Regions from separate parts of the Mus musculus genome. Here region 2 is linked to region 1. A link is a loop called in an ENCODE intact Hi-C map of the cell type or tissue named here. Cell type or tissue: gastrocnemius. All regions are shown on one strand. Each heading gives the region's core, and the rest is flanking DNA. Links, peaks and the distances in the headings are about the cores only.

The links. Hi-C counts contacts between places; a loop is a spot of excess contacts. Peaks named below come from ENCODE experiments on the same cell type or tissue, not always from the same donor. Only the 100,000 strongest peaks of a DNase experiment are listed, where the experiment ranks them.
Region 2: it touches region 1 in a loop (7-fold over the local background); 28 of 42 quality-filtered maps call a loop at or near these places.

What each region holds. Positions count from the first base shown.
Region 1 is chr6:108,407,034-108,423,631 of GRCm38, reverse strand. It overlaps Itpr1 (inositol 1,4,5-trisphosphate receptor 1), which reads right to left. Exons shown (of 62, transcript NM_010585.5): 36 at 12,703-12,823; 37 at 9,679-9,863; 38 at 6,674-6,822; 39 at 5,632-5,743; 40 at 267-299. Among named protein-coding and RNA genes, the nearest start is that of Gm35165, 57 kb to the left of the region's middle. In gastrocnemius, for the core only: no CTCF peak of the experiment used is centred there; a DNase peak (open chromatin) is centred at 5,953; H3K27ac peaks cover 203 bases.
Region 2 is chr6:108,727,671-108,744,268 of GRCm38, reverse strand. It overlaps Gm35359 (a long non-coding RNA gene), which reads left to right and starts at 12,888. Exons shown (of 3, transcript XR_377955.2): 1 at 12,888-13,033. In gastrocnemius, for the core only: a CTCF peak has its summit at 7,930 (motif pointing right); DNase peaks (open chromatin) are centred at 5,675 and 7,928.

The sequences.
Region 1 (16,598 bases), core at 4,311-8,310:
TCAGTTGAGATGAGGGAACGACTGAAACCTCATTACAGCTTACAAACTCTCTGGAGAATGATGGAATATTCAAGGACAAATGATAAACACTCTGGAGAGAACTGCTAATACAGACAGGACCGGCCCTGCTCACCCCAGAAGGCACACTACACAGAGTCAGACGCTAGACGCATAGACCAGAGAACACGGTACAAGGTTAACTAGAAGGGGGTCATGGAGACACCACCGTGGGACATTAAAAACAAAGAAACCAACAAAGTTAGGACCTCGGCATTTTCCGATTCATCAATGGAAATTTGCTGGAAAAGAAGAAAGGAGGGGAGAAAAAAAAAGATTTGTTAGGAAGGGAAACACAAGAGTGTAAATGTTAGAAAGTTGCAACTGTATGGCTCTGTTCAACCATGACACTGATAGTCAGTGATAGTCACTGATAGTCATTGCTGATAGGCAGTGGCCATTGGAAGGAGTTTACGTACTGAGGACACTGCCACAGCTTGGAATGACATCTGCTCTGGAATAGAATATACCATATGTGCCATGCTTCATGTGCCACAGTATGTGTCACACACTGAGCAACAAAGCTCACCAGTCCATCATCCAAGCATCAAGACAGCCTGGTACCTGCTTATAAAACGAGAAAACTTGAATGGAGTGGGATCGGGAGCTGAGTCCCTAGGGTATGCTTTTCAGAATTAGATAGGAAGGGACAGGAGACTAGAGTACTCAACTCATTTATGGAGGGTCAGGAGCCCAAACCACAGCTGGGCTCAGTCAGATCTGGGATTACCTTCAGGAGGCAGAGACTAACATATCTCAAAACCTGGGATCATTGATGAACAAGAGTTGACATTTGCCCCAGTTGGATTACTAACATGGGTGCACTAGCATCAACTCAATGAGAATTTAAAACCAAACAAAACCAACCCTCACAAGAGAGCTATCTCAGGCACACTGGGTTAAGAATAGCTAGCTGATGTGTAGTTCAGTTACATTTCCTCTGAGAAGTGAAGAGTCTTGTCAGAAATGCTAGTTGCCAGAAAGGCCAAACCTCTACCCATCCAGGAGCTTCCATGATTAGCAGATAATTGACAATTTTAATAAATAAAACCTCTGGCGTTGCCCGAGGTTGGCTCTCTCTGGAACTAACGCAGGGCTTATTGAGAATGGGGAGTGGAATGTTAGATGCCGACATATCCTTTTCCATTAGTTCCCGGCCTCTGATTCTCCTCCAAAGCTCTCTGACCAAGAACATAAACCTAGGTCAGCCTAATAAAAACCGACCCGAGAGAGGCCAGAACGCATTAAGATAACTGTGCCGCTTGTTATTTTCAAAGAGGATCAAGGGGCAGAAGATTTCCCTATGAGTTAGAGATGCAGAACAATCTTTACAATTCTTAGCTAGAGGGATGTTAACTGTTTTCTTAGCTATGGGTGACTTTTAATATGGATTGAAAGCAAACTGTAGTGGGCATTTCATAGGCAGTGTGTTTAGAGTCCTGGTATCATTCTGAAGTTTGACCTCTTTGAAGAAGCAGATACAAGGATATGAGGAGCTTCATACCAAAACCTATTCCAAGATCATGTTAGCAATTATTTTTCATACCTTCTCTATTTTTATGTTTAGTACTTGGTTCTTAGAATTCAGGGATAAAACAGGTGAAATTCGTTTTTTGTTTGTTTGTTTGTTTTCCTAAATTCCCTGAGTGCTTGTCATGGTCTGGAGAGGGTTTGAGTGTATTCTGACAGTTCACACACTGGGACGTTGAACCTCACTGGTGACATGCCTTGGTAAGACCTAGGGGGAGGGCCCAAGGTCACACACAGGGCACTGTCCTTGTATGGAACTAAAAATCTGATATTTGGGTTGGTTTCTTTTATTTCTTTTGGTTTGGGTTTCTGTAGCCCATGTTGGCAGACTCTAGGTAGCTTTTCTTCCTCAGATTCTTGGGTTTTCAGAGGGTGATGGGCATTAGTTACAAGCTGCGCCCTGCATTAGTTCTCTGGAAAGTTATCTGTAACAGCAAGGCAGACTCCTCAATCCCCCTTTGGCTTTCTGTTTCAGAATGTGATTTCTCACTTCAACTACTCAACAGTAGACCATAACCAGAGAACAAATGAATGGGGCTGCCCAATCTTAAGAGTTCTGGGCTCCCAAACTGTAAGTTATAAGTATAACTCCTTTGTTCATTTGAATTAATTAATTAAGGTAGGTAGGTAGTAGGGATTGTGTCTGATAGGCCAACACTCTACCATAAAGCTACCTCAATTTTATAACATAGGCCCTTCAGGTATTTCACTATAGTAACATCACTGTGGCGACAATTGTGATTCATCTACTCCCTGCCTTTGGCACTTCCTAGACTAGCATATTTTGTGGATAGTGAGCTAAACACTCACTAGTCACTATTCTGATAGCTATTCAAAACCATATGTCTCTGATGGTCCTGGGGCAACCAGAATTTATAAACTTACCTCCTACCTAATGAAAGCTTCTTTAAATTGGATGGCAAATCAGAGCTGAGCTGAACCCTAGATATTCCGAGACATAGGATGCTCCTGTGTTTTATGTAGTAATCATATACCATAATGAAAACAACGTTAAGACCATAGGTAAACTTCAAAGCCCTTATGTGTAGTTAATCTGCATGCTTAGGATATGTTGGCGAAACTCTAGGTAACTGGAGTCAGACTGTAGATTTAGGTTCATGGGGCCTTGTTCTTAGCTGTACGATCCTAGACAAGATTCTGAACTTTTCTATGTATTCAACGTCGAGTCTAAAAATAACACTGATGATATTTATCTCCAGGGCTGACCCAAGATAAGATAGGAGACTGTTACCCAAGAGGTTAGCAAATGCTGTATCTGGTGATTAAAAAGTGTAAGGCAACTTTAGAGAGATGCTGGTATATCTGAATCTATTTGGTAATCCAAGGCATTCTTCTCAATGGTCTTTTCTCCCCTTTAGGAAAGTAGACCTACATGAACACACCAACACTTTTAGAGTAGAATAATAAGGAATTGTTTCAAACTTCTTTCTCATCTGTGACCTTGATGAAGTCCTGAAGTTGAACGGAAAGGGAGAGAGGAGCAAAGGTACACAAAGCCTCTTTGTCTATGGAGACTGCAGCTTAGGGCAAAGGATACAGAAATGGCCTGAACCAAAAGATGCAGCAGAAGAGAGGCAGGAAAGTGAAACTGGGCTTCTAGCTTTGACCACATGGATTCTCCATGTGACCCTGGGCAGATAGCTCATCCCAGCCCAGGTGCTTCTACCCAAGGGGGGTGGGGTGGGGGGGGTTAATGAGGCAAAGCCTGAAGCCTTGTCTAGATCTGATTCTGTGGCTATGAGGACTCAAGAAAGGGCAGGGAAGGAGGACTGTAGCAAATACCCTTAGGAAGGTAGTAGCCATGACCACATCCCTCATAAGGGGCAACCAGGAGGAAAAGTGTGATGAAAGCCTAGGAGAGTCCTCAGCACAGGGGCAGGGACAACCTCATTGATAAAAACCCAAGCCAACTGGTTTCCTTGAAAAGAGAAGGTTAGTGCTCTGGCTGTGAGTTTTTCTACCCTTGAAAATATTGGCCTGCCTATGTGTCTGTCGTGCTTCTTCACTACACCAAGAACAGCTAGGTAACCTGTTGAAATATCATCAAAGAACCTTAGTGAGACAAAGTAATTAACCAGACAGAGGGAAGCAAAAACACTTTCATGCCTCCTGCCCATTTCAAAATTCCATTAATATAAATGGGTAAGTAGCATTTTCAAATAGCCAAAGCACTAGGGCCAGAAGTTCCAGGATGAATTGCAGGTTCCTAGAGCATCTTCCTTGGTTTTGTGGTCTTCCCACTCTAGTTTACAATGTTCCCAATTTCCTGAAGTGGGGATGATTCCAAGCAGTCTGGAAAGAGACGTCAGCCTCTGGGCTTGGGCATGTCTAGTTTCTTCACCGGCTACAAAGGAAAGTGAACTGAGGCCCAAGAAACTCTTTTAACCTCTGGGCATTTACTCTTTTGTAGCATCTTCTACCTGATACCCATCAGTCTTTCTCTGCCCACTCCACCCCAAAGATGCCCTTGGTGTCTCTCTTCCCATCCCTTCTCCTATCAATTAAAACCTACCCAGGTGCCCATGTGTGTATATGGGCAAGTCATCTCATCGTTTCTCACCTGGACTAAGGCGCTTTGCATCTACTACTTATATTTATATGCTTCTGCCTATCAGGTTTCGTCCACGAAATCCTGATTTAGTGAACAAGCATTCCCCTTTAAGTTTACACACTATAAACATTCAGAATGAAATTATATATAGTTTCGTCTGTTGGGTTGGTGTGAGACAGGATTTCCTGTATTCCAGGCTTGGCCTGGAACTCTATGCAGCCAAGGATGACCTTGAACTTTGGGTCACCCTGCCTCCATTTCCCTAGTGCCATGATTACAGGCATGCACCAAGAGGTACATCTAGTATCATGCAGTGTAGGGTGTCAAACCCTGCTTTGCACATGCCGGGAAAGCATCTTACCAAAAGGGAAACCAGCAGAGGGCTACGGCACAGTGACGACTTCACTTTTCTGTTTCTCTCTCTCTCTCTCTCTCTCTCTCTCTCTCTCTCTCCCTTACTTTTTCTTTTTTCCTTTGAGATATGTTTTCTCTGTGTATCACTGGCTGTGCTGGCCTCTGAGTCAAGAGATCTGCCTGCCTGTGTCTACTGAGGGCTGAGATTAAAGGCGTGGGCCATCACTCTGCCATGTTTTCTTGTTCTTATTTGGGGAGCATCATTTGTCAGGTAAGCTTCTAGTGAAAGACCTTGCATAGGCTGAAGGGTGAGAGTTCAGCAGTCTGTCATACGTATAATAATTTGGTTATCACCCTCTATTCTGACAGGGAGAGAGGTGGTTTAATTACCAAGCCTTCTTCCCAGGGCTGACCAATGAGTTACTGGGTATTCTGAAAGGACAGCGAGACCAGGAACCATTGGTAAAAGTGGCTAGCAATTAGTGAGTGTGTTATTACCTACCCAGTGACGGTTGGTGGCATTGAGACTTATGCTTAAGATTCCTTGCTGGGTAAGAGAATGAGCACCAAGATTGTTCTTGCCCTACTGTGCCTCACATGGGACACATGCCAAATGCCTGCTTTCTCATCTACCAAGAAGTACCAGGTCACAGGAATTGTCCATTTCTCAATCTCCATCAGAAGTGGTGACATGCAAAGAAACCAAGCCTTCCTTCTAGTTAGAACTCGAGGGAGTTTCGTGAGGAGCTGGAAGGATTGTGAAATCCCCATCGGAGAGCGGTAAGCCAGCCCACAGGTGTGCTGAGGTGGAACACAAGTCCACAGATCCGGACTGATACACAAGACGCTATGCCTCACTGGGAAGTTCACTAGGCAAGAACTTAGAACTACTTCCTTGGCATTAGGTTATGTGGTGAGGTGTCCATGAGAGACAACTAATAATATTTATATTTGACTTGCAGGAAGGCACTCATATGATTCAGTGATCATCCAGGACAAGAGAAACAGCTTTAAAAAAAAAATTAAACTGCCAGCCAGTAACTAAGGGGCTTCCACACACTCTCAAACCTTAACTTTAATACACAGCATAATTTGAACGGGAATATAAAATGCAATACCTTCTCTCCATAGCCTCTGTCTTTGGTCATCATTTCCCTGAGGGTCTGTAAGACTTTAATGCATAGTTTCTCTTCATTCTCCTCCAGCAGTTGCTTGGTATGTTTTATTAGCCTGAATAAGAGAAAACGGGGGTGACATCTTAAAACCATCCTCCAGCTAAAGACATGCCACAAGTATTCTGATCTAACTAGTCAGTTAAAGAATGAACATTTAAGAAGGGTTCCTACTTTAAATACACTTCAACGCATCCACACACTTAAGAGCCAGTCAGCAGCCATGTCTCACACACGACACCTGCTGGCTGGGAGCAGATTACCAGGCTGGCACGGCAGGAGCTGGACACATAACAACGGGAGGTTATACCGAGTGGAGAAAGCAGACAGAGCCCTGCTCATACGTGTGGTTAGTTATCCACTGGGTATTGCTGCTAAGCTATGCCAGCAGGACATTTTTAAGGACCCCACTCACGAGGATGATGGCTGGGGAAAGACACTTTCGGTATCCATAGTCTCCTCGTCAGAGGAGCTTCTAGGGCAAAGCCCACCTTCCACACAGAAAAACAACTCAGCTCAGTGAAAAGTCAAATGGGAATATTTATTTATTTATTTATTTATTTATTTATTTATTATGTCAAAAGACTGGTGACTTCTTTATAGTTTATGGCCCACATGGCATAAACTAAGAATCTAAAAGCATGTTAGGCAAAGATAGTGAGATCATTGCAGGTCCAAGACGTTAGAGGGCCTGGAGGGTCATGACAGTTTCCTGTTTGTTTGTACCACACATGGTAGGCGTTTGCTCCCAACTTGCTAAGTAGAGAAAAAACCCAAAAGGGCATGCGGTTCAAACGGAGCGGGAAGTGTCAGTAACTAGGATCTAACAGACAAGTTTGTTTTGGGATGGTCAGAAACAGGACTCTAGTATCTAACTTAAGCCCATGAAGTTAGAAACCGGCCAGCGGCTCCTCCTTCAGAAACAGGGGCTCGGCCTGGTCATCAGGGGTTCCTGGCTACTGACCACGTCAGAAGGGAGGCTGCTTACTTGCAGATGAAACCTCCACTCTCACATTTCCTCCTGGCATCCGTGTTCTCGGGGAAGAGCAGTTCTGGTCTGTGTAGAACATCCACGAGCACAGACAGCTCAGCCTGCACCAGGGGCCTGAGCCGGTCCTCTAGGGCAGACACGATGTCCTGGAATGAGAGTGTGCCTTGGTCAGCAGCTCGGGAGGAAGCTGGCTGGAATAGGATGAGCCTCTACCTATCTCTGCCTGAGCCTGTGGTACAGGCTAGGCTGTGTTAGTGCGGCTTTAGCATTGTCTCCCATTATTTCCAGTTATTAGATACTGTCCAGTGGTTACCGGAAGCATCGCCTCCCAATCCAGAAAACAAAGGACAAATACATCAACCTGTTCTGCACCTCTTCATCTGAGACAGTTTATGCTATCAGTCGCCATTCTACGTAGTCATAAGCACAGCACACACAAAAACAAGTTTAATGGTGTCAAAAGATGTCTGCAGTATGAGCTTAGAGCAGTCAAGCAATAGTATGGACTTTACGACACGGTTTCAAGGACAATATCCATAACTAAAAGTGCATACCAAATCCCACTAACACATCACCACTGGTTTTCTCTGGGTGGCGAGGTTACAGGGGAGTCTAATATTCTGCTACATAGTTGCTAGTGCTGTCCGATCCTTAGCAATGAGCACAGTTTACAGAATAATCATATAAACATGAGAACACAAATGAATGAACATGCTGTATCAACATGCTAAAGACATGTACCCTGATAGCATGATGGTCTTCAAATGCAAAACACACAGCTGTAGGAAAGGAAAACAGAGAGAAGTTGAAAGAGCCACCAATCCAACACAACAAACACCATTTAAAGGCAAATGATAGGAAACAGACGAGGACCCATCTTCAAAAGATGCCGCAGCCTGGCCCCAGGCTTGCTGACTCAGCGTTCAACTAGCAACATGCTAAGGCTGGAGAAGAACACAGCACAGTGCGATTTGTATGGGAAGAATGCCCCATTTTAATGTTTTTCTCTTTTTCCCCCCCTCTTGGGGGGTGTTAAGAAAAGGGACTGAAAGATCTTGTATATAGAAACTCAATTTAAACCAGTTAAAGATAGACTTGGCTTGTGTTTAAGGGACTCTGTATAATGGTAACAGGGCAATAATGTTTAGGACACAGAGATGCAGAATTAGGTGATTGCTCCTGGTGAGGGAAAGAGTTCCCAACAAGATCCTAAGAAGCATAATGCAGATTTCCTACTTGGTACGGCTTTCATGGGAGTGAAGAGGAAGGTCCCACCAGCTTTCCTAATAGCATGCCTTTGAGGCCCACTCTTCTTCCTCTCCTCCGCCCCCTTTCTCTTTACTCCTTCTTGATCCTGACTCTAACACAACTGAAAGCACTTATGGGGGTGAGGGTGGAAGCAATTCCTTAACATTCATTAACGTACTGCATGAAGCTGTGCATCTTTTGAGAAGTCTTCATTTTTATGTTGAAACGTGTTTGTACTGTATTTTCAAATGTATGACATTCAGCATTCAGAGAGTGACTGTGAAAGCAACAGCAACTGTGAGAGTGAGAGCGAGAGAAAGAGAGAAAGTGAGTGAGCCAGAAGGAGAGAGGGAGAGAGAGGGAGAGAGTGAGCACACAAAGCAATGAGTTGGGGAAGATGAATGTTGAGAGAGAGAGAGAGAGAGAGAGAGAGAGAGAGCAGGTGAGGATTACTACAGAGGTGACGAGCTGCCAGGAAACTGTCCTTGTTACAACTTTTGCTGCACAAGGACATCGAATGATGACAGGGACTCGGGTAATACATTACTGCAACATCAGGGTCTTTTAAAGCCCTGACAAGTCTTTGCAGCGAGTATGACCTGCCTATGCATTCTGTTCCATTTCTCAGGATACCTATTATGTCTGAGGCAAGATGCTGCTATGTTTGCAGATAACTGACGTGGCCTGTGTAGTCAAGAAAATACTGTTTGTTCATGGAGCATCGAGTCTGTTATTCCTCACCTCTCCCGAAGCACAGAAGGTTGGGAAGCCCTCCTTTAGCTACACAGTTACATTTGCTTAGAAACACCTTCTACCATAGGAAAGACTCCGGGCCTTTCCTTGACCCTGTAGCTCTGCTGGCTGCCTAGCCACAAGGACTGCATCTGTTCACAACGGTAGCCTTCAGCAGGATGCTTCCCACTCTAGTTCTTAGATAGGCATCCCTTGTCCCTACCCTAACCCCTGTCCAGATTAGCTTTCCTGAAGGCACTTGAGGTTTACACGTGTAATTAGCTGATCCGTGGCCATGCCTCTTCCAAAGCTCGAGGCTTTATGAAAGGGGGAGGAAGGGGCTTTTCTCACTACGTATCACCAGGGCCCAGGGCTGAGAAATCAATCAGTACATTTATTTGTCATAAATTACATAAATTATGGAGCCACAGGGTGACTCAGTTACTTTTCCTAATGATAGCAACTTTTATAACCACAACAGTAACCTTAGGCATTGTAAGAGAAGCCCTTGAGTGCTCACTATACGGTATGCCAGGCACTGTTGAAGGGCTTGTGCTTTCCAATGGCAGCCATTTCTCTAGTTCACACATTGTTGTAGCTCGACATCCTTCCCACTGAATGGTGGTTTGAATTTCCCTCCTAAGAAATGGAGTGTCCCTCTGAGACTGCATAGACCAACAGAGGGCAGCAGAATGGATGTCTAGTGACATCTTTAGAGCTAGGGTGATAAAGACAAAGGTGTTTCCAAGTGGTCCCTAGAAATGTTTATAGACTCAGCTGTCACAGTGTGAGGAGGCCTATGCCACCCAGGGACACTCTATATAGACTTCAGACAATAATTATGGCTAATGCTCAGCATCAACTGTCTGCCGTGGAACCCCTTCTGGGAGTTTTTGTTTACCAAAAGACCTGGTACTCCTGGCCCCACAAACCTCTTCTGTGTAGCGGAGCTTGTATGTTTTGTGGCTTCAGAAAATACACTTCTCAAGTTTAAGTCCACTTCTTCCAGCCTCAGACTTTACCTGTAACCTCTCAATGATATTTCGGTAGTCTCTGGATGCTGCCAGTACAGAGTCTCTGCGAGCGGCGTTTCGGGCTGATAACCGCCAGTTCAGGGCTGTTTTCTGCACAATGTTGTGGGACTTCAGGAAGAGGTTGTTGACTTGGCTGTCCAGGTCAACAGGAATGGCTATGGCCCGGCTCTTGGCTGCAAAAGAGACGGATGACTCATGAGTCTACAACAGTCTGGGAAGCAGGCTAGAATCCTCATGGCCCACTAGACAGATTTTTCTACGCCTATAATGGGCAAGTATGTATGGTCTGGTGAAGAGAGAGAGGAAACTCAACTTTTAACCACAAATGTAAACTCTGGGGACTTGTACCTACAGACACTGAAATGGTTCCAAGCATTAACACTTGGGGAAGACATGTTAACAGCTCAACACCAGTTTAAATGAATGGCTGGCTTCTTACGAATGCCCGGGTGCTTGTACATTTTAAGAAATATCTGGACAAATAAGTTGGTTGGCCAAGAAACTGTTTTCCTCAAAATAACCAATTTTGTTGTTCTACAGAACAGCCTACAGAAAGCAAACTTCCACTGACCAAGACACAAAACAGCATCTGCACTGGAGGCTCCTCCTCTTTCCCTCCCTAACAAAGGACAACGCCACGCTCCCCCATGAGGAAACAGCGCTGAAAACCAGCACAGGGCCACCTGAGGACACTTGGCCAGTACTTGTTTGCAAAGGCTGGTGAGGTCATGAGTAACAAGGAAAAACAGAAAAACCGCCCCAGACCAGACTGGGCACATGACAATGAAGTGTGTGACAGGAGTGGAGGTGTGCCCAGTGCGGAAGAAGGACATTCATGGAGACATTATGAAGTCTGAGTCAGGCCTGGAGTTTAGTTGGTGGTAACGTACCACTGTCATTCTTCAGCTTTTGACAATGTGCACTAATAACGGCGATGCTGAGAGTGGAGGAAGAAGGTGAGACTTACAGAGGAGCCCTACTGTATCTGTTTTGTAACTTTCCCACGAGTCTGAAAGTATTACTAAGTATAAGTTAAGGAACCTAAGGTGAACACTTCTGGTTTCTGTGTAGGGAACCCTCCCCAAACCAATGGAACCATTTCCTATCTTCACGGATGCTTCAAAACACTGGAAACAGAGGGAGTGTTCCCCACTGCCTGTATCTAACGTTGAAAAGAGCTGGAACGCTTTGAAGGATGGGCTAGAGAGCAACCATTTTTCTCTTAATGGGAACATATAAGGCACACGAAAAGAATCAGTAGCTAGCCAATAATATCCTAACAGTTTATTAAGTGGGAGACCCTGGGAGAAATGTACAATATAAAAAAGCAGGGGACATGGTTCACGCTTATCTGTTAGAAAGTCTGTGCCCTGACTGACCTATCTAAAACCGAAAGGGATACACAGGATTTTAGGTACACTTTGACTCAGGAGGCCATTCCCAAGAGGCACGATTGGGTCTGGGAAGGGACTAGGCTGCCTCTTCTCCAGATATCACACAAGCATCGGCTCTCTCCTCTATTTTTGTTTCCTCGAATTTCCCGGGACTGATGCGGGGCCTCGTGTAGACTAGGTGAGCTCTCTACCGCTGAGCTGGCTTCCCGCTGTCTCCATGTCACTCCTGCTGAGACTACTGAGCCTTGTAGCTTCTCTGACCAAGTGTCAAGCTGCCCATGAAGCCAACAGCTTCCTTAAATCAAAACCAATTAACTTGTGGGTTAAGGACTTACACAGACATTTTGGCCTGAACAGCGTATTTCATCTTTATGAATTGCTGTCGAGTCTGAAGAAAGCATAGGGCCATCCAGGCATTCTCTCAGCCTAATCGCTCCCAACACACACACACACACACACACATCAACACCCACACGCAGGCACACTCATGTAATACCTGTCAGCTGAGACTGTAACAGAACAGGAATAAGGCAGGGCCTAAAAAAACCAAGGCAAGGAGTCCTCACAAATACAGCCTCTGCTTGCCCTAAGTTATAACATGGAGGAGATGTTCATCTTCTGGTCACTATGAAAGCTCTCTTTCCCATAAATCCTATCCTTTCCCAAGGACATCGTTTCTGAGAAGTGTGCTTGTTGCTTGCCAGGATCTGGGGCTCTAGTTCAGTCACAAGACTTCTCATCTGAGTGGGAAAGCTTATTCCTGTGAAGAGAACTCATGGAAGGTATAGAGAGGAAGAGGTCAGAAGACTGATTTAAGGAGATGTAGACGTAAAAGAGGAAAAGTGCTCAGGCAAGGGAAGGCTAGACAAAGGCTGGATAACGGGCAGTTGCAGGATAGTAACAATATATAGAGATTTACCAACTAGTTCAAACCTAGTAGAAGAAAGAAATCTGGTTTCTATGGCAACAGGAAGCCAATTCCCCTGACAATGCTGTACCCCAAAACATGTACAGTGATAGTACCACTTAAACTTTTTTCCTTTGGAAAGAGCTGAGGTGTAGTTCAGGGCTAGAGTGCTTGCCTAATATGGGATAGGCCAAGGTTCAATAACTAGCATTGCAGAACGCAAGGATGGGGAGGGATAAACAAGTGCCTTTTAGACTGGCCTTGAGATAAGAGTCTTGGGGGTTGGGAAGCAAAGAGGGAAAAGAGAAGCAGCCACTTCATAGAGAGATGCAAACAGTGCACCACTTGCGGGAAAGGGTGCTCTTTGGGATCTTAGGGGTGCTTCACAGGAAGAAAATTTCCACGTAGCAAAATGCATCTGCTGGAGTAAACAAACTCGTGCTATGAATGAGGGACTTCCCAGGGTCTTGATAGTCTTGATGGATAGTCACTTGCCAAGAGCCGTCTGGCTTTGATCTACGGAATCTTGTTTTTCAAGGATTTACTGTTTCTCACTGTGCTGGCTTGGCAAAGACAGAGGCCAAGGAGTCAAGAGCTCGGCTCTGGGTCTGGCTTTGCAGCTTCCTTCCTTGGGAGAGCTGCGGCTCGGCTCGGTAAACAGCAGGCCACTCATTTTCATCCCGCCACATCCAGACGGATTGGCTGCCTTACCTACGTCAGAGAGCACCCGGATGCAGCTCTCCACCGAGGCTTTTTGGCTCGGCATCAGCCAGTTGCAGTGGTAAACTCGGAACACGCCTTGCAGGAGTTGCACAAAGACAGGCTGGCGGGTCTATAAGAGAGAGAGGCGAGGTGAAGAAGGCTGCAGAACACAGATGGCCTGGCTAGAAACAGAGGCTGTCTGGAACCCTCCACATCTTAGTGGGAGGATTCCAGAAGGGTCAAGGACTGGATTCCAGAATGTGTCTGCTTTGGTGTAGATGTTGACTATCCCCTAAAGAGCTATGTATTAAAGGGACTGGTCTTCAGACTGGTACCATAGGAAGGAGGTGGGACCTAGGAAGAGGTCCTTCGGGCATCCAAAGGACAGGGGGTGGGACATTGCCCTCCTCCTTGCTATTGTTGCTTTCTTTTTATGATTGGTTGAACATGTCTACCCCATCAGACACTCCTGCCATGATATGCTGCCTCACCGCAAAGCTTTGGGGAAAAAAAAATTAATCTTTTTTTGTTTGTAACTAAATTAGTCTGTTTTTTTTTCATCATATCAACAGAAAGCTGAAGAACACAGTGCCTAGATGGTGAGAGAAGCTCAGGAGCATTTTAAAGCAATAAAATAGTATCACCGACTTCATGTTACTTATTTTAGATGCATTTTAAACTTGATATTATCTAATGAATTCTGATCACCAGAGTGAGCAGGGAAATCAAACGCTCCAAAGCAGTAAAGCCACGCAACTACGAACCAGATGAATTAACCCAGGTCAGCGATTTCACCCTGGTGTGAGTGGCCCCCAGCATGTTAGATGTACCACAGTCACTTAGACCAAACTCTCCTTGAAGCACCATGTCCCAAGAAAAGCTCTGACCTCATGATTCTGCTGCTGCTGCAGCGTCCCAACAGCTGCACTACAGGTGCAAACCACCATCCTGAGCTAGCATCTGTATGTCCAATACTTTGTTTGCTTATTTAATTTACTTATTGTTTAACTGTATGCATTCATGTGTGTCATGGGGAGTCAGTTCTGTCCTTCTAGCATGGGAGTTCCAGGGATCAAACACAGGCCTACTAGGCATGCTAGCAAGTGCCTTTATACTTGAGCCATTTCACTGGCCCTAGACACTATATATTTTTTTTTTTTTTTTTTGGCTTTTTCAAGACAGGGTTTCTCTATAGCCCTGGCTGTCCTGTAGACACTATATTTTTAATTCACAAAAATGGAATGCCAGATGGATGTCAGCAGGGACGTCACCTCTATCCTTATTTATGACAGTCTCTTTGATGGTACAAAGACAACCCAGCTGTAATGGGTAGTGACAATAAATATCCATTTAACCCAGAGCACGGGCACAAGCCAATTGCTTTCTATGAGAAGACCTCTCTTTGGCCTCATGAGAAGAACTAAGTTTGCACTCCTTTTAAAGTAAGAGCATGCATACAGCTAGTGAATTAGATACTGACTTTCTGAATGCTTTTTAAAGTAGGGATTTCTTATCTCTATTCATGTGACATTTTTCTCTTTGGACATGCCAGGCAAAGGTGTATGGTGAGCTGCACCAGTCATCTGTTTGGGGCAGATAACTCATTCGGCTGCACTAAAGTGCATCGGAAAGGAGTAAAGAAAGAGGCGGTGAGAAATCTAAAGGGATTTCCATGGTGAGAGGGAACCAAGGCAAGTGCTAGAGGAGAAAGAGAGCCTGTTTTAAGAAAATGAAACAGAGGAATAGAATTTTCAGTTCCCCCCTACAAATGCGGTTCATGTATCTTCCCATTGTTGGGTGCGTGATACAAGCCAGATGTGTCATGCATGATCTCATTTGGACCTGGATAATAACTATGTGACATGGAAGTTACCTTTGTGTTCTAGTATAAGACAAAGGCTGGGCAAGGATAAAATTATCCAAAACTGCTAAGAGAGGCCAGCAGAGCGCTGACTCAACCTCTTCTCCCCATTCAGGTCAGCTGGGACTGGAATCTTCCGGAAGAACAGCCTGCCCTGCGCTCCCAACCACCCAGCAGCAAGCTTCAGTACTCATAGAGGTCAAGGGGACAGGGAGCCAGAGGAATTGGCCAAGGAACCTAGAGTCAGTTCCTATGGCTGTGGCTTCTGCTTAACCTCTGAGTTTATAAAGGGTCCCAATCGAAAGAGCTACCTGCCCCGAGTCCTTGCCCCTGGCCTGCCCCTGTGCTAAGAACTGCGCGAGTATCTCATTTAGCCTTAGAATGACCCTGTGAAGAAGGAAGGGGCATTATTATAAATGCTGAGCTTGAGACGAGACCCCTATAGTCTAAGTCACGGAGAAGTGTTCCTTGGTTAGTCAATTCACACGAACCAGTGTTTATGAGCCATCTGCTTCCTCCTGTCTGATACCTGGGCATATAAAGGTGACCGAATGAGTTCTCAGTAGTTGCCTCCTAACTGAAAAATGTGACAGGCAGCATGGTGACATCAGCTCACTTGACTTCTTAGCCAAAAGGACAGGGCTAGTCCTATAGTCTATTCATTGTTTGATTGGGTAAAGAGTGATACAGGGACTCAAGGATACATGTAATTTCAGGAGTTATCCACAAGGGGGCACTGCTGGAATGTGGTGGAACCTTTGATAGGTAAGGCACTGTGGAAGGGACATTGGGACAGTGGCTCCTTTTCATTTCTTTCTCCTTTTTCCCTTCCTGTCTTCCCTCTGCCCACCTTTCTCCCCATGCCTCCAGTTGCAGGCACCACACTGTAATGTGAAATAGTCCTGCAGTCCTACTTGGTTATGAATCCTATCCCTATCCTATCCATAACTGCGCCTTCCTCTGGCCTCTCAGCTCCTCTCTTGAACCATTCATGTTCCCTCCAGGCCCCGCGAAGTCCCTTCCCTGCCCCGGCTAAGACTTTATTTTTAATCTTTAGCCATTTTATCCTTCTGAGTCTCAGAGCTCAAGTACTAACTCAAAAAATTGGTAACTAGGTGCTGGTCGTTAATACCAGCATCAAAGGCCCAGCAATGTCTGAGACACTAGTCTGCAGACCGGTAGAGGCTGCCACATTTGAACCTCCTGCTGTGTGCTAGGTACTATACTGAATGTTTCAAATAAATATTGTATCTCATTCTCACAAGAGCACACCAAGTTGATATTATATTCTTGCCAGACATACACGATAAGTTCTGAGCCAGGTGTGGTGGCACCGTTGGGAGGTCAAAGCAGGAGGATCAGGAAGTCAAGGCCAGCCTTGGTGACATAGTGAGTCTGAGCCACCATAGGCTACATGAGACCCTGTTTCAAAATAGAAAGGAGAAAAAGAGAAGGCATGAAAAGGGAGGGGAGGGGAGGGAACAGGAAGTTCAGTGACCTCTCTGTGTTAACAGAGCTCAGATAGGACAGAATAGAGATTTGAATCCAATCTGTCTTGCTCTAAAGCTTCCAGAATTCTCCTCTTCCTCCCTGGAATTCACATTTACAAGCTGATACTTGGGCATTTCCCTGGCAGCTCAAATGCAGTGCATCTAACGCCAAATTCATCGGTCTCAGCTCTGACATAGGAGGCGGGAGGGAGAAAGAACTGAGATGTAGCTAAGGAGAAGACACGCCTTACAAAGGAACAGCACGAGAGGCTACACAGGCGTGTTCATTACCAATGAAAGGTTCAGAGATCTATCAGCTACGTCTTCAGAATTACACCTTGATTTCTGGGTATAAACTACACCTTAGGAGAGATTTGGAATATTTGTCATTTGAAGATTTACTTCTCTGGCAATTCTTGCTTATATGCTGGATAAATTTAGTCCACAGAAGGAAACAGTAGCAACCAAGGTGAGAAGCCATAATGTATGCCCCATTTAAAGCTGTGTGTGTGTGTGTGTGTGTGTGTCTGTCTGTCTGTCTGTCTGTCTGTCTC
Region 2 (16,598 bases), core at 5,550-9,549, 320 kb before region 1:
CTAAATTATACTACCAGCCTATACTGAGACCACTGTCTCAAATAAGGTCCATTGCTAGCAATATATACTATATATTGCTATACTATATATATATATATATATATATATATATATATATATATATATCCTTTGTCTAAAGTTCCTTTTTTTTCTTCCCATTTTCTTCTGGTCAGCCACCCCACATGGTTCATTGCAAGGACTTTACACAACTCCCTATCCCAGAATGAACAGAAGACAGACCTGCCAGATGGAGTCCTAGGGATTGGCTTAGGGATGGAAATGTAACAGGAGCCAGGCTAGTGACAGTCTGCCCTGGAACACTGGAAAAGATACGCCAGGCTTGCTAAGCATGCGTGAGCCTGGATCTGCTGATGTTCGTCCAGTCCCTGCCTGACAGAGAGCCAACACTGGGGGCAGGATGCCTGAGAAAGAAAAAGAACGGCCTGGGCTCACAGATGCTGGAGTTTGTCTCTCGCACCCAAAATAATTCTACTATTTTTTACCCCAGTATCTCAAACTTTTTTGGTCTCAGGACTTTTCCCTCTTTGCTTTTAAAGTTTATTTATGATCTCTCAAAAATGTTTTCTATATATAGTTGGGGGGGTGTTTTTGAGAGAAGGGCTATGAAGCTCAGCTGCCATCAAATGTGGGACCTTCTTTCTCTGTTGTTTTCCTAAGGAAAACTCTGGTTTGACTCACTGACATCACATAGAAGACCTTCACAAGCACAAGCCAAACCAAATGCCAGCATAGGGAAGGGCAGTAGGCACATAGTCCCACCCCTAGCCGAAGAGCTACTGGCAATCGATAGCAGCTAGGAGATGGAGAGTTATGTTCTGTAAAAGTGTAGCCTTTGCTGATTAAAACTCAGCAGAAGGAAACACATGCAAGAATATATGGTCAACACTAATTTTTTTAATTTTTTTTTCTTTAAAATATGAGGTCAGCCAGGTGTGGTGGCGCACACCTTTAGTCCCAGCACTCGGGAGGCAGAGGCAGGCGGGTTTCTGAGTTCAAGGCCACAAAGTGGTCTACAAAGTGAGTTCCAGGACAGCCAGGACTATACAGAGAAACCCTGTCTTGAAAAACCTAAATAAATAAATAAATAAATAAATAAATAAATAAAATAAATATGAGGTTGACCAGTTGTCTCTTTTATTAAAATCAAAAACTTTAAGTGGCATGTTGGTGGTTTAACTTTAAAAAAAAAAAAGAAAGTTTATTTTATTTATATGAGTACACGGTAGCTGTCTTCAGACATACCTGAAGAGGGTATCAGATCCCATTACAGATTGTGAGCTACCATGTGGTTGCTGGGAATTGAACTCAAGACCTCTGGAAGAGCAGTCAATGTCTTAACTGCTGAGCTATCTCTCCAGCCCACAATTTTTTTTATAAGATGATACAAAGTTGGGTGGGTAGGGAAGGGGGAGATAGGTCTTGGAAAGAGTTGGGGGATGAGTGAATATGATCAATATACATTGTATGAATTTCTCAAAGAAATAATAAAACTTTAAAAAATATAAAGAAAGTTCTGATTTGGTTCATTTGGCCACCAGTCAATACAGAAAACACCTGGTACTTGTTTAAAAGAATTAATATTGAGTGTCCACCTTCCTGACATCATGGTAGGAGCTAGAAACATAACAGTAGCCAACATAGAACCAGATTGGAGTTTCAAGTTTCTTACAGCTTAGTGGGTTACACAGAAACTATGACAGACACAGGTAAAGGCTGACAAAATTGCAGTATGTTTTATGGAGGCCAACCATAAAAAGTATCAAATCAAAAGAATGCCCAAGACTGCTTCATGATTGAGGTGACTTTTGGACAGAAACAAAAAGAAACTGTATTAGTTACTGTTCCAGTTTGCCTTCTGTTGCTGTCATAAAACATGAGCAAAAGACATTTGGGGAGGGGAGGGTTTGTTGCCTTACACTTCCAAGTCAGAGCCTATCATTGAGGGAAGTTGGGGCAGGAACTAAAGTGGAATCCACAGAGGGCCATAGCTGACGAATTTGCTTCCTCTGACTCACACTCACCCTGGTTTTTTTTTTTTGGGGGGGGGGGGTTGGTTTTACAAGACAGGGTTTCTCTGTATAGCCCTGGCTGTCCTGGAACTCACTTTGTAGACCAGGCTGGCCTCGAATTCAGAAATCCACCTGCTTCTGCCTCCTGAGTGCTGGGATTAAAGGCATGTGTCACCACGCCTGGCTCAGCCTGTTTTCTTAAACATTCCAGGACCACCTGCCCGGTGGCACTGCCCACACTGGGCTGGGTCTTCCCACATCAGTTAACAAGAAAACCCTTCCACAGACGTGTCTACAGGCCAGTCTGATGGGGCCAGTGTCCCAGTTTAGAATGCCTCAAATAGCTCTTAGCGGCATCAAGTTGATAGCTAACGCTAACTAGGAGAGTTACTTTCCCAGCTGCTCGTCTCAAACACTTAACAGAAGCATCTTCAAGGAGTGAGGAGTTATTTCAGCTCACAGTTCAAGAGAAGTCCATCATGATGGGGAAGACATCATTGCAGGAGCAGGAGCCAGCTGCTCACATTTCATCCACAGTCATGAAATACAGACAGACGATGCCTATGCTCAATGCCCAATCCTCTACCCTGGATCCCAGAGTGTGGAATAAAACCACTCCAATTCATAATGAGTCTTCCTACCCCAATGAACTAAATCTATATGATCCTCACAGACAGGCTCAGGGGTTTATTTTCATGGTAAGTTCTAAATTGCATCAGCTTGGCATTCAAAATGAACCCTTAAAGTGGCTGGAGAGATGGTTCAGTGATTAAGAGCACTTGGCAGCTCTTCCAGAGGACCTGGGTTCAACTCCCAGCACTCACATGGAAACTCACAGCCATTCATAAATCCAGTTCCAAGCGATCTGATGTCCTCTTTTGGCATCTAGGGTCACTGCAGGCATGTAGTACACAGACCCACACAAGCAAACCACCTATACACACAAAATAACTATTTTTGTAATCAACCTTCAGATATAGGTAGTTATTTAATAGGCAAAGAGTAGAGTAGGGAAAAGGAGGGGAGAGAATATTCTAGGCCAAAAGCAACACATCAGGTATGTTTAGGGAAAGAAACATTGCCAGAGGCAATATAGCTATGTTAAATGTCACTTGGTTCTTGGGCCCTTTGAGGCATTCAACAAGATAAAAAGGAAAGAGCAACAGGTCAGTAAAGGGCAAAAAGGTCTATTGGACATATAGAATTGTCTCGTGGGGTCTGGGATCCAGCGGTGTCTACACTGCTTACTCTCTGTCCTCTCTTCCTCCTAGCTTGTGGGTCAGAAGGTTTCCCTCTTCCCTGCTTGCGTTCAGCTTGGACTAGAGGTTGTTTACTCCTCTTGGAGACTGCTCAGGATCTTATGACTGATGTCACAGTTGATCTCATGACTGCCAGTCTCGTGTCTGTCTTCTTCCTAACAGCTAGAAAGCAAAGGTGGCACGGAATACAACCTGGCAGAACTCAGCTAAGTCACCAGAGCTGTGAGACAGAACATCTACATGAGGCCACCTCATAGCCTGCTGACTGCCCTAGAGAGGAGTTCCTCTGAGTCAGGTGTCCACCACTGGTTCAGTCAGCTGAGCCATGGCTGCAGTGTCATGTGGGTGGCCTGTGGGAAAGGGACTGCTCCGAAGCAATGACTGCTGTGACAAGCACTGCTAGAGAATCCATGAACTCTGAAAGTCACTAGTCATCTGTCCTTGCTACATAGTTGCCTAGAGCACAGCCATTTCCTTTCTATGGGGACAACTCAAAGATCCCTTGCCTTTGCTTGTTCATCTGTGCTTCATTTCAACAGGGGATGTGGTGGTCCGAATGAAAGTGGCCCCAGTAGACTCAGGGGTGGGTAGGTTTCAGAAGCTCAAGCCACGAATAGTGGCTCACTCTCTTCCTGCTGCCCATGGATCTAGATGCAGAACTCTCAGCTACCTCTCCAGCCCCATGCCTGCCTGTGTGCCATCATGCTTCCTGCCATGATGATAATGGACTAAACCTCTGAACTGTCAGCCAGCCCCAATTAAATGTTTTCCTTTGTAAGAGTTGCCATGGTCATGGTGTCCCTTCACAGCAACAGAAACAGTAACTAAGACAGGGGACATCGGGCCAGTGAGGATCTCGAGAAGCAGGTGCTCTGAGGATCTTTAACATGGGAGTGCTCTCAGGGCACTTGTGGAATAGAAGAGACACTTGGGGAAGCTGACTTTCAGGGCCTTAATAAAAATGTGTCAACCAGTGCCTTCGCTCTGGCCATTCCAATTTACCCAAAGCAGAGCAAAAGCATCAGTCTTTAAGCAGACACATTTTCTAGACACTAGATATGGACTGCAGGAAGGAATCTTGACCAATGGCTGGTCAGTTTTCTTCAGTAAATTGCAGTCCTCAGCATCAGCAACATCAGCTGGCTGCTGTCTTCCAGCATAATTCCTAACACCTGGAGAATAATGCTTCCCCCCCCCCTCCTCCTCCTCCTCCACCTCTGCTGAGCAAGCCATGAGGAAGAAATCAATGAACAGCATCCCTCCATGGCCCTGCATCAGTTCCTGCCTGCAGGTTCCAGCCCAGCTTGACTTCCTGCCCTCACTGCTTTGGATCAGGAATTGTGAGCAAAATAAACCCTTTTCTTTTCCCACTCCAAACAAATAAGCAAGCACACAAACAAAACCAAACATGATGAAATAGAGAGAATACAGTAGTTTAATATGTAGGATTGAGGCCATGCTGGTAGCTTAATTTTAAATTGTAATTCCTTCAAGACGCTAATTCTAAACACAGCCACATTCTGAGCTCCTGGAAGTGAGAACTTTGACGTGAATTTGAGGGCACAAAGACAAACAAACAAACAAACAGCAAAATTCAACCCATATCCATGGGGAACACAAAGATGTTATGTCAAGGCCCCAGCCCCAGGAGCACAACATACACAGAAAGGGTATCATGAATCTAACATGCCTTTGGGGGTCTTTATGACATGCCAGGCACCGTGTGCCATCTCTTAAGAGTCTTACTGTCTTGATTCTCCCAGTAACTGCTGAGAAGGGCAGCGGTACACCCATTCTACAGGCAGGAAGACAGAAGTGCAGAGAGGTCAAGATCTTGCCCAAGGTCACTCAGTAGACAGTTGATGAAACTAGCGTCCAAGCCTGTATCTTCGGATTCCACATGGTTTGAAGTGTCTGGAGTCTGCCTCTTGTTGATGTTCATAGCTTCTGAGCTCCATGGTTTGAAACACTCCCAACCTACACCGCAGAGCCATAATTACTGTAATTGCTCGGCACTTTGTGATATTCCCTCCAAGTTACCTGCAGCCCTCTCCCAGGAGAAGGAAACCATCTGGGAAGATTACAGAAGCCCAGATGTTGCCAGGATCCAGAATGGAGAAGCAAGAACTAACATTATTTTTTCCTCCCAGCATTGTCAGAACTAATGCTTCGAGGTCCCTCCCTGAAACTTAAAGCCGAAATCAGAAACTTACTTCACTCTCTGTTTTATTAGCTTGGAATAGGCCCAGGACAAAGTTAGCCAATCAAAGAATTAGAGAGAACTGCAACCAATTACCCTGAAAAATATGCTAAGCCCGAACAGATTTACTCAGCTCTGCTTAGTGGGTGGCTTTATGGGAGGGAGGCCAAGATTTATCATCTGCTTGGCTTTGCCTTTGATTATTCATTGACTGGGAGGACTTTCTCACCACAAGCTGATACTGTCTCCCATCTCAGAAAGAGGGGGTAAACACGGAACACCACACTGATTCATTCCAAACAGAGTGTTTTTAAGAGGAGGGGACTTGTGGGGCTCATGCATATTCCTTGTTTTTCCTTCTGAAGTCACAGCAGGAGATTAATGAAAACTTTCAGTGCTGGGTTGAGGGGCATGGGTGGGAGAGTTTACTCTGATTCCATCAGGGGTATTCACCCAAGGCATAGTTCTTGATTGCCTGCTATAACTCGGGTGCAGTGGTAGAAACTCCTTCTAGTGGTCCCAAATCAGCTGTCACAAAATTTCACAGGTAGGGATGTACAGATGAGGAAACCGATCATGTTGTGCAGTATAGAATACGTTAGCTGTAGTTGTCACAACTTAAATTGTGTGTGTGCGTGTGTGTGTGTGGTGTGCTGGTGAGTGTGTGTGTGTGTGTGTGTGTGGTGTGCTGGTGTGTGTGTGTGTGTGTGTGTGGTATGCTGCACACTCACTCAAAGGTACATGTTTGCACATTTTTGAAGTTCAGAAGTCAATCTTGGATGACATTCCTCAGGAGCTGTCCACTTTAGCCTTTGAGATGAGGGTCTGTCATTGGTACCCAAGCCTACCTAGTTAGGTTAGGCTGGCTGGCCAGCAGGCTCCAGGCACTGGGATCGCAAGTGTGGGGCACCACACTCAGACTTTTAATGTTGGTACTGGGGATTAAACTCAGGTCTCCCAGCTTTCAAGGCAAGCACTTTACCAACAGAGTCCTCCCCTCATCCCTTCCAATCGGAACAAATAAGTGAAAAGCAGCCACAGCAGCCACACGGCAGCTGTTATCAGCCACACACGACTAGTGGCTGTCGTGTAGTAGACCTTGCAGACGTGGACCACTTCTGTCATCCAGAAAGTTTGCCAGACTGCGTCAGAGTCTAAACAGTGTTTCTCAGTCTGTGGGTCATGACCTCTTTTGTGTCAAACAACCCTTTCACAGGGGTTGCATTAGACTGTTGGAAAACACAGGTATTTGCATTACGATTCATAACAGTAGCAAAATTACAGTTATGAAGTAGCAACAACTCTACGGTTGGGGGTCACCACCACATAAGGAACTGTGTAATAGGGTGGAAGCTTTAGGAAGATTGAGAATCGTTGCTCTAGGACCCAGGAGACTTGCTATTGGCTGAAGCAAAAATGGAATTGAAATCCAAATCTCGCCGGGCATGGTGGCACACGCCTTTAATCCCAGCACTTGGGAGGCAGAGGCAGGCGGATTTCTGAGTTCAAGGCCAGCCTGGTCTGCAGAGTGAGTTCCAGGACAGCCAGGGCTATACACAGAAACCCTATCTCGGAAAACCAAAAAGAAGAAAAAGAAAGAAATCCCAATCTCAATGTGAGTTCCAAGTCCTAATTATTCCCATGATTCTGCCACACCCACGTCATCCCTGGTCTTTCTACGAAAGACTGCAACCTACTGGGGAAGCAGCGTTGATCTGTATTGCATGGGAGCTTATACAGCTGCCCTTCAACCGACAGTGGGGTTCGTCCCAAGGGACCTATTTCTATCACAAACATACAGTTGGACATGCAGTAACATACCTGACCTACTGAACATCCCAGCTTAGCGACACAGGACACTGGAGAGTCTCAGCTGTTTGTCATGGCCACCAGAGTGTATCTTACCACATATAGCTAGCCCTGGGAAGATCAAAACTCTAAGTACAGTTTCCACACTATAGCTGGTTTTTGTTTTTGTTTTTTTTTTTTTTTAGCTTTTTTTTAACCCTTAATCAAACCATTGTAAGTTCATGGGTTTATTTCAGAATTGTAAGTTTGTGCGTATATATGTAAGTCAAAACATTGAAAGTGTGTGGGTGTATATTCTTTTTAATAATTTTTATTTTTTTTTAATTTAGGGTCATTTGTTTTATGCGCATGACTTTTACTTGCGTATACATATATGTGCACCACATATGTGCCTGGTGCCATAGAAGGTTTGAAAAGAGGGGTCAGGTCCCTTGGAACTAGAAGTTTGGATAGCTGTAAGTCACTGTGTCAGTGCTGGGAACAGAATCCGCAGTGTTACAGGAAGTAACTGACATTGGTGATGGGAACCAAACTCTGGTCTTAACCACAGCCCACTTCTGTGTTCTTGATGAACTAAGACTTGCTTTGTATCCTAAAGAGCATGCTGTAAAAATGGCTAGAGCAGACCACCAGGTGGCGTCCACAGTCCATGTCTCAGAGACATGAACGTGTACCTATAAGAGATACTCAACAAAGACCCAAATCCCCGAAGTCCTTTCTTCTCACTGCCCAGAAACTTCAAAATGGTAGAAGAGGCACCTTCCTGTATCAGCTCCTACACCTTTAATCTATCATTAAATAACTATATAGGGGGTGAGGACGTAGCTCAGTAAGTAGAGTGCTTACCTAGCATGTCAGAATCAGCCTGAACTCCTAGCACCGCTTAAAAAGCATCTGGGTGGCTCATGTCTGTAATACAATACTGCAGACAGATGCAGGAAATCAGAAATTCAAAATCATTTATGCATACAGAGTGAGTTAGAGGCCTGCCTGGGCTACATGGATTTCTCTATTTAAAAAAAAAAAGAATATGGATGTGTTATATGCATGTGTATGTATAGTCTGTGTATATAATACACACATATATAATACATACATACACATGTACATACATATGTATGTACATACATACCTATATACATACGCATTTGTGTTTTCAAATACATATTTTATTTTATTATTTTTTGCAATACTGTCCATAGAAAGCAGCACCTCATTCACACTAGTCAAATGCTCAACCACTGAACTAAAGAATTCATCCAAAAGGGACTGTCCTTTCCCTGACCTCTCTGCCAATGTCACTTATTCTTGTTTGCTTCTCTTATCTCTATACATAGAATAGCCAGCCAGCCATAGCCATTCAAATCCTAGACACTGATTTACCGACTTCTTCCTTGCCTAGAGCAAGTACACACACGCATGCATACACGCAAACATGCACATGCGTGCACATACCTCATACCTCAAATTTCAAAAATCTGATGGGTCCACTTCCATTTACTCCATCCAAGCTGTCATCCTCTCGTTGTCGAGTCACTGGCACTAGCTCCCAGCTGATCTCCAGACTTCATTTTTCTCTAGTTCATTCTCCTTTGGTACCCAGAGAAGTCCACTAAATCAGAACAAGTCACTTTCATGGCATGGGCCTTGATTGCACATGGTGGCTTTGCTTGCTTGGCTTGTTTGCTTGCTTGCTTGCTTGCTTGGCTTGCTTGCTTGCTTGCTTGCTTGCTTTTCTCCTGTTCACTTGCTTGATGTTGATCTCCTGCATGAAAATATAAGCTCTCAACTTTCACTGGAATTAGCTAGAGAGCTAGCAAGCCCAAAGTTTCAGTATACTTAAAAATTGGAGGAAAATAAGAGCTCCTATCTGCAAACATATTTTTTTTCCTAAGAAAATGGTCCCACTGGTGGTTTATTCCTTACTTCAAAACGTATTTGTCAGTTCTTGCCTTGGACTTTTCTGAAGAAACAAAGCACCCAAGACTAATCACAAAAGCAGCTACACTGTAAGAAGCAGCATGGAGAGCAGTATGGTGATAGAGTCTCATTGCGATAAACCTCAGAAATACCTTAAACCATCTCTAGACCTCCACCCTTCCTCCTCTCCCCAGTGGCCATGCCTCTCCAGAGAGAACACTTAACCAAATTGCTGATGGTCCTTGTTATAGGGAGAGAAGAACTTTGAAAACTCACCATGATTCCTGATCCTTGTAGGAAGTATGATTTCTCAGGAGATGATTGGGGGACATTCAATATAAACTGGGTGGCATATGCTTCTAACTCCAGCTACTCAGGCAACTGAGACAGGAGGATCTCAGAGGCCCACCTGAGCTACACTGAATGCTTATATGTAGGCTTCCCAACTGCTACGATCCAGCACCCACTCCATGGATGGATTGTCTTTTTTCCTTTATTTCAGATGCGGTCTCATTCAGATGTATATCCAGCTGTCCTGGATGTCCTGTCCCTATGTAGACCAAGTTCAACTTGGACTCATGATCTATCTGCTTCAGCTTCCTGAGTGCTGAGATTATAGATGTGAAACATCGCACCCAACTTCTGTTATTATTTCAATATATGTTTGCTGCAGGATATGATGACATAAAATCCAAAATATTATTAAACGAATAAAACCCTATAAAATTCTCAAGCAGTGAGTGGCAAAGAGACCCAGATAAAATCTTGCCTTGATTCTGAAGGCGCTTACTTGAACAAAGTACAAGACATTTGGCACCATCAGCATCAGTACGATAAACTCTTGATTTCTTTGGAGTCTTTGATGAATGACTATGTATTTTGGTGTACAGATTCTGGCACATGCACAAATGTTATGATTGGAGCTAGAGCGATGGCTCAGCAGTTAAAAGTACTGGCTGCCCTTGCAGAGGACCTAGGTTCAATTCCTAGCACCCACATGGCAGCTCACAATCACCTGTAACTCCAGTCTCAAGGGATCTGATTCCCTCTTCTGGACTCTGTGGGCACCACAAAATATCCATACATGTGATTTTATTAAAAATTAAACTGAGAAAAGTTTTCCACCTGAGCAAATGTCTGATAGGACATTTCAAACCTTGGAGGCCATAAAACAGTTCTCTGTCCCACAATCCTGTCCCACACTGACACTCCTAAAGCTAACAGGAAGCCAGAACTTCCCCTATCTCCACATCCTTGTCATCCTTATGACAATCAAAAGCACCCACAAAGCAAACTTCCCATCAGAGTGATGCCATCCTGTTTGATAAATACTTCCCAAAGTCTCACATCTAAGGGGACTTTGGTTCTTGTAAAGCTCTCTATGTGACCACAATGCTCTATGCTACACTCTGCCGCTTACCTTAGACTCAAAGGGTTAGCTTCAGACAATTGGAGTAAATTGAGAAGGCCTGATAGCTCCAGAAATGAAACTAACCTGACCCTTTGAGCAATGAGCTGAGGCTTGACCAGTAGGCAAGTAAGCAAAACTCCCACTCCAAAGAACTGTCAGGGGTATCTGTGACAGGAAGAAACTAGGCCAAGCAATGTCTGGGACATAGCTGTGACGAGGCCTGTGAAGATAGGAATGAGAGTGTGGGGGAGAGATACAAAAGGATTCTACCAGCAATGTCAGAAAGACTCCCAGTTATAGAAGCATCGCCGTCTCTAAACACTTGCAGAAACTTGGGGAGAAAGGCAGGTGAAGGGAGCAGAGAATACAGGTTAAGAACTTGGCTTTCACACCAGAGAGGTTCCAATCCCAGTTCAGTCACCAGTTAGAAGTGGGACTTTGAGAGCTGGTAAGATGGTTCAGTGGTTAAACCACTTTTGCTGCAAGCACGAGGACCAGAGTTCAGATTCACGGAAGCCCTTTAAATGGCAGATGGGCATGGCAGCCTGCCTGCAATTCCAGTGCTCACAAGGTGGAGAAAGCAGATCCCTGGAGCAGGGCCTGGCCATGTGGGCAAGCTCTGGATTTAGTTAAGGAATTAAGCTGGAAAGCAACAGGAGACTCACAACATCAACCTTGGAACTCTTTATACCTGTGCAAACATAAGTATCTGCGCATGTGCACACACACACACACGAATACATGTACACATGCACAACACACACACACGAACACATGTACACATGCACAACACACACACACACACACATTTTAAAGAGAAACAAGACTTTGGACCCATTGTTTAATCTCTCTGTCTCAGTCTCTCTCTCTCTCTCTCTCTCTCTCTCTCTCTCTCTCTCTCTCTCTCTCTCTCCCTCTCTTAAGATAGGGTTTCTCTGTGTAGCCTGGGCTGTCCTGGAACTCACTTCGCAGACCCACCGGGTTAAAGGCATGTGCCACCACTGTGCATTCGCATTTAAACTCTCTTTAACTCAGTTCCTCATCTATAAAATGGGTACTAACTAGTCATGGTCCCTACCCTGTGGGACCATAAGGATCCAGTGAGAGCAGCGAGAAGATGCTTGGCCCAGGTGATCTGAACGCTGCCCAGGAGAAGGAACCCACGGGCTTATTTTACATTTTTACCCCTGAGTCCTGTTTACTAAGCAGATTCAGATTCAACTCTAGTGGAATAAACTGACTGAAGGCCAGCGGAAGGGAGCCATCCTCTACAGTGATTGACCATGAGAGAGGGAACTAGTCCTGAAACCGGAGTGGAAGCAAAGGCCTGCTCTTTACCGAGACAAGGCTCGGTGGGACTGGTTGAAAGAGAAGGAAAACCCCCATGGTGGGTGTAGTGTCAAACAGCTGTAAACCCAGAATTTGGGATGAGGGAGGATCAGGAGTTTGAGGTCAGCTATGGTTACATGAGACTCACTCAGAAGCAAAGAACTAGGGCTGGATGTATAATGGCAGCTGGCTGGGAGCTTCCAAAGAACACACAGAGACCTGGCTTCACTTCTCAGCACCGAGCAAACTGGATGTAATGGCACACTCTTATCCCAGAACTCGCGAGGTGGAGGCAGGAGGATCAGAATTTCAAAGTCATCCTTGACTACGTAGCTAGCTCCAGGCAGCCTGGGTTGCATAGAATTCTGTCTCAAAGGGAGAAGAGAAGGACAACTAGATTGTTTCAGTGCCTAAGCAAGGCTCCTGGGATGTCTACGCAAAGTCAATTATTAGTTTTGATCCGTGGAAGCAACCGATGGCCGAAGAGAAAGCTGTGCAGTCCACCAACAATGAGAAGACACCCAAGGAGCTAGGGAATCACTGGGCATCACAAAACTCTGGCAGAGGTCTCAGCTGGGTCCTAAATTACTCCACTGACCCCGTGTGTGACCCCCTTCTTCCCTCTGCTATTTATGCACACAGGAACTGACAAGGGACCTTACAGTGAGAGGGGGGCTAGCCAGTCTATCTTCCCACCTTACCCGTCCCTCCTCAGCTCTCTGTCTGTTTTTTGCTTTTTTGGTTTTTTTGTTTTTTTTGGTTTTTTTTTTTGAGCATCAGCTGTACTGGCTTCCTTGTTTCTTGAAAATGTCAAGCTCCACCACGCACACACCCACACCACCCACACCCACACCCACACCCACACCCACATGCTCTGCTAATATCTGCTACCTGCTGGGAATCGTTCAAATATCACTTCCTCAGAGACATTGTCCCTGAACCACCAAACTAGGCCTTGATGCTGTCCGATGTGTGAGCCTGCTTGCCCTGTCGCTGCGATTGATGGTGAAATCATCTGTTCAGAGCCTTTGTGGAGCGCAGATACCAAGTCAGATCCATGATCCTGCGTCTTCTGGTATGTCCAGCAGGGGCTGTCTCAGGAGTCACCGGGAGAAAGGACAGTGAGTGGAAAGGGAGGAGTCTCAATTTCAAGAGAAGAGGCAGGGTTTGTCCTAAAATATAATCAGATGGTGGGCCAGGCTTGGGGGTGGGGGTAGTGGTAGAGTTCTTGCCTAGCACATGAAAGTCTGTGTAACTCATCCCCAAATGTAATAAAAAAGTACCAAAATGTAACCAAAAAATAAGGACAAAGAATGGGGAATGGGATCATACCTATGTGGACAAGCGCAAATGTCTTATTTTTTACATATTGACCAATATTCCCTCCGAACAAATACCACTCTTAGGAAGACTCGACCACTAACACTCCTGACTGAATACTTACTTTGCAGTCACCCCTCCCTCCCTGTCAAGGCCTGGCCCATGGGAAATGGTTGCTTTGGCTGTCCTCCTCTCTGGCATGAGAGCTGCAATGGCAAATGCTTTGATTTACTCCCACTCCTCTGTGCAGACTGTCACAAACACAAATTGGAAGTCTGATGTGTGGGTTTCTTTTTTCTTTCTTTCTTCCTTCCTTTCTCTCTCTCTCTCTCTCTCTCTCTCTCTCTTTCCTTCTTTCTCTTTCTTTCTTTCCCTCCCTCCCTCCCTCTTTCTTTCTTTCTTTCTTTCTTTCTTTCTTTCTTTCTTTCTTTCTTTCTTTCTTTCTTTCTTTTCTGTCTGTTGTTGGAGCAAGCTGGTGAGAAAACCAAACCAAACAAAACAAACAAAACAAAACAAAAACTCTCTCATACTAAACCCAGGGGAGAGATGAAAACCAAGACATGCTACATGGACTCTCGTATCCACCTCTTCCTATCCTGATCCCCACCATGTAATTGCCTGTCAAGCTAACATCAGCCATCAAGATACCTGGGGACCATTTTCTGGATCATAAGAAAGAAACTTTATTTCTAGAGTATTCCATTATTTTTTCCCCTCCTTTAACATCTCTAAAGAAAGCTCAGATTTTTCTAGACTCTAAGGCTGGCATATAGCTCACTGGTAAAGAACTTCCCTAATATGTAGAAGACCCTATATTCAATCTCTAAATCACAGGTTCTTTTCCTTGTTAAGAAAGTGGATTGCGGGCTGGAGAGATAGCTCAGTGATTAAGAGCACTGACTGCTCTTCCAGAGGTTCTGAGTTCAATTCCCAGCAACCACATGGTGGCTCACAACCATCTGTAATGGGATCCAATGCCCCCTTCCAATGTGTCTGAAGACAGCTACAGTGTATTCATATACATTAAATAAATGATAAATAATTAAAAAAAAAGAAATTGGATTACATATGTATTTATTCGTCTTTACATGGGCCATGGGGTCAGGGGTAAGGTGTACTAAGTGCTCAAGTGGAAGTCACAGGTCAATTTACAAGGGCTGTCTCTCTTCTCCTACTATTTGGGTCCTAGGAGTCACCTCAGGTTTTCAGGCTAGACAGAAAGAGCCTGTAGCCCCTGCATCATCTTCACCGCCCTTTTCGAATCTCCCAGTCAACAGGCAGAGAAGACCAGAAGACCAGCTCTTCTTCAAAGCTTGGGAGTGGTAATGGCGCTAACCTGGAACCCTAGCACTTTTCCTCCAATCGGTGCCAATTACCACCAAGGACCAATCCCTCCCACTACCCCAAGGGCAAAGCTATCACATGCTTCACAGCTATTTGGTTTATCAGATGTGATGCTGTGGAACGGATAACATCGAAGTCTCCACTTTACAGATAAAGTGACCCAAGAAGTCTAAGTAACTCGGGTGACCAGATAGAGATAGTAGTCACAGTTTCAACCATACCTCTTTGCCCCATAATCTGCAGTTTGGATTTGTTGCCTGTTTTGATGATTAAATAGAATAATGTCTATTTACTGGTTATAAGAATTTCCAGACAGTGTTTCTGGTAGTCTCAACTGGCTTTGAACTCGTTTCTGATCTTCCTGCCTTCACTTCACAGTGCTGGAATTCTAGACATATGACACCATGCCTGGTTCATGTGGTGACACGGGTTGAACCCAGGGCTCCATGCCTACTAATCAACCACTCTACCATCTGAGCCACATCCTCAGACACTCCTAAAGGTTATTTGACCATTAAATTAGTCAATGCAGTAAGAATAGCACCACCAGTAAACTGCTGCAAGCTAAGTGTTTTGACAGGCGAGTCTTATTCAATTTTTCATTGCTGTGATAACATACCTGATGAAAGCAACTTAGGGAAGAAGGTTTCTTCTGAATTAAAGTTCCAGAGAATACAGGCCATCACGGCATGAAAGACACGGCAAAGTCAGAGTAGACGTAGTTTCAGGAGTGGGAAGTCAGCTGGTCATATTGCACCCACACTCAGAGAATGAACAAGAAGTAGGGTCCAGCTATAAAGCCTCAAAGCCCACCCACAGTGGTCCACTTCCTGCCCTCAGACTCCACATCCTAAGAATGCCACACCTTCCATAATAGCGCCACCATCTGGGGACCAATGTTCAAACCATGTCAAGGCATTAGGTGTCGCTGTTACTGGCATTGTGTTGGTTTGGATAGGAAATGTCCCCAGAGGCTCATGCACTTAAACACTTGGTTCCCGGATGGTGCCACTACCTGGGCGGAGGCTATGGGTCCTTTGGATGCTCACTGATGGACCCGCATCGCTGGGTGGCAGCCTTCACGGTTCCTGCTGCTGAGTTCCGCTGGAGTTCTGTTTGCTTCCTGACTGTGCCATAAGCATAAGCAGCCACATGCTGTGTCACCCTGGCCACTCTCTGCTTTGTATGTGGTGCTGAGAACCACTCATGTGGAATGAGTGCTCTACCACCGAGACTTAGTCCCAACCAGGACTGTTCCTCCTTAAACCGAAAGCCAGAGTAAACTAAAGCCTTCCTCCCTTAGGTGGCTTCTTTCAGATATTTTATCACAGCAATGAGACAGGTAGGTAATGAATGCAATCACATGGTGATCCCTGACATAGAAATGTCACTGAGGCCGGGTCGGGTGGTGGTGGTGCTCGCCTTTAATCCCAGCACTTAGGAGGCAGAGGCAGGTGTATTTCTGAGTTCGAGGCCAGCCTGGTCTACAGAGTGAGTTCCAGGACAGCCAGGGCTACACAGAGAAACCCTGTCTCGAAAAACAAAAAATGTCGCTGAGACAGATGGAGAGAAAGAGAGACGGGGGAGGGGGAGAATATAGAAATGTGTTGGGGCGGGAGGCATCATTCTTAAGTTTCTTCCCTAGTCCGGCCTTTTGGCCACAGCAGGGCGACAACTCAGTTCTGCCTAAGACAGGCTTCAAGCAAGTACCTAATTGGGATTTGAAACCCAGATGGGAAGACGACAAACCTCGGTTTCTGCAACCAGTTCCTAGAACTAGGTTGTTACCCCGTGTCCTGTCTGTCAAGATTCCTGCAAAGTGAGAGCTGAGTGACAAGTTTAAAAGTTTTTCCTTACCAGTGAAGTGACATCTGAAAAAAAAAATTGATTAGCAACAACCTTTCTTTTTAAAGGTATTGCTGGCCTGGAATTTCTGATCGTCCCACTGGAGTGCAGGGGTTACAGGTGTGCACTGT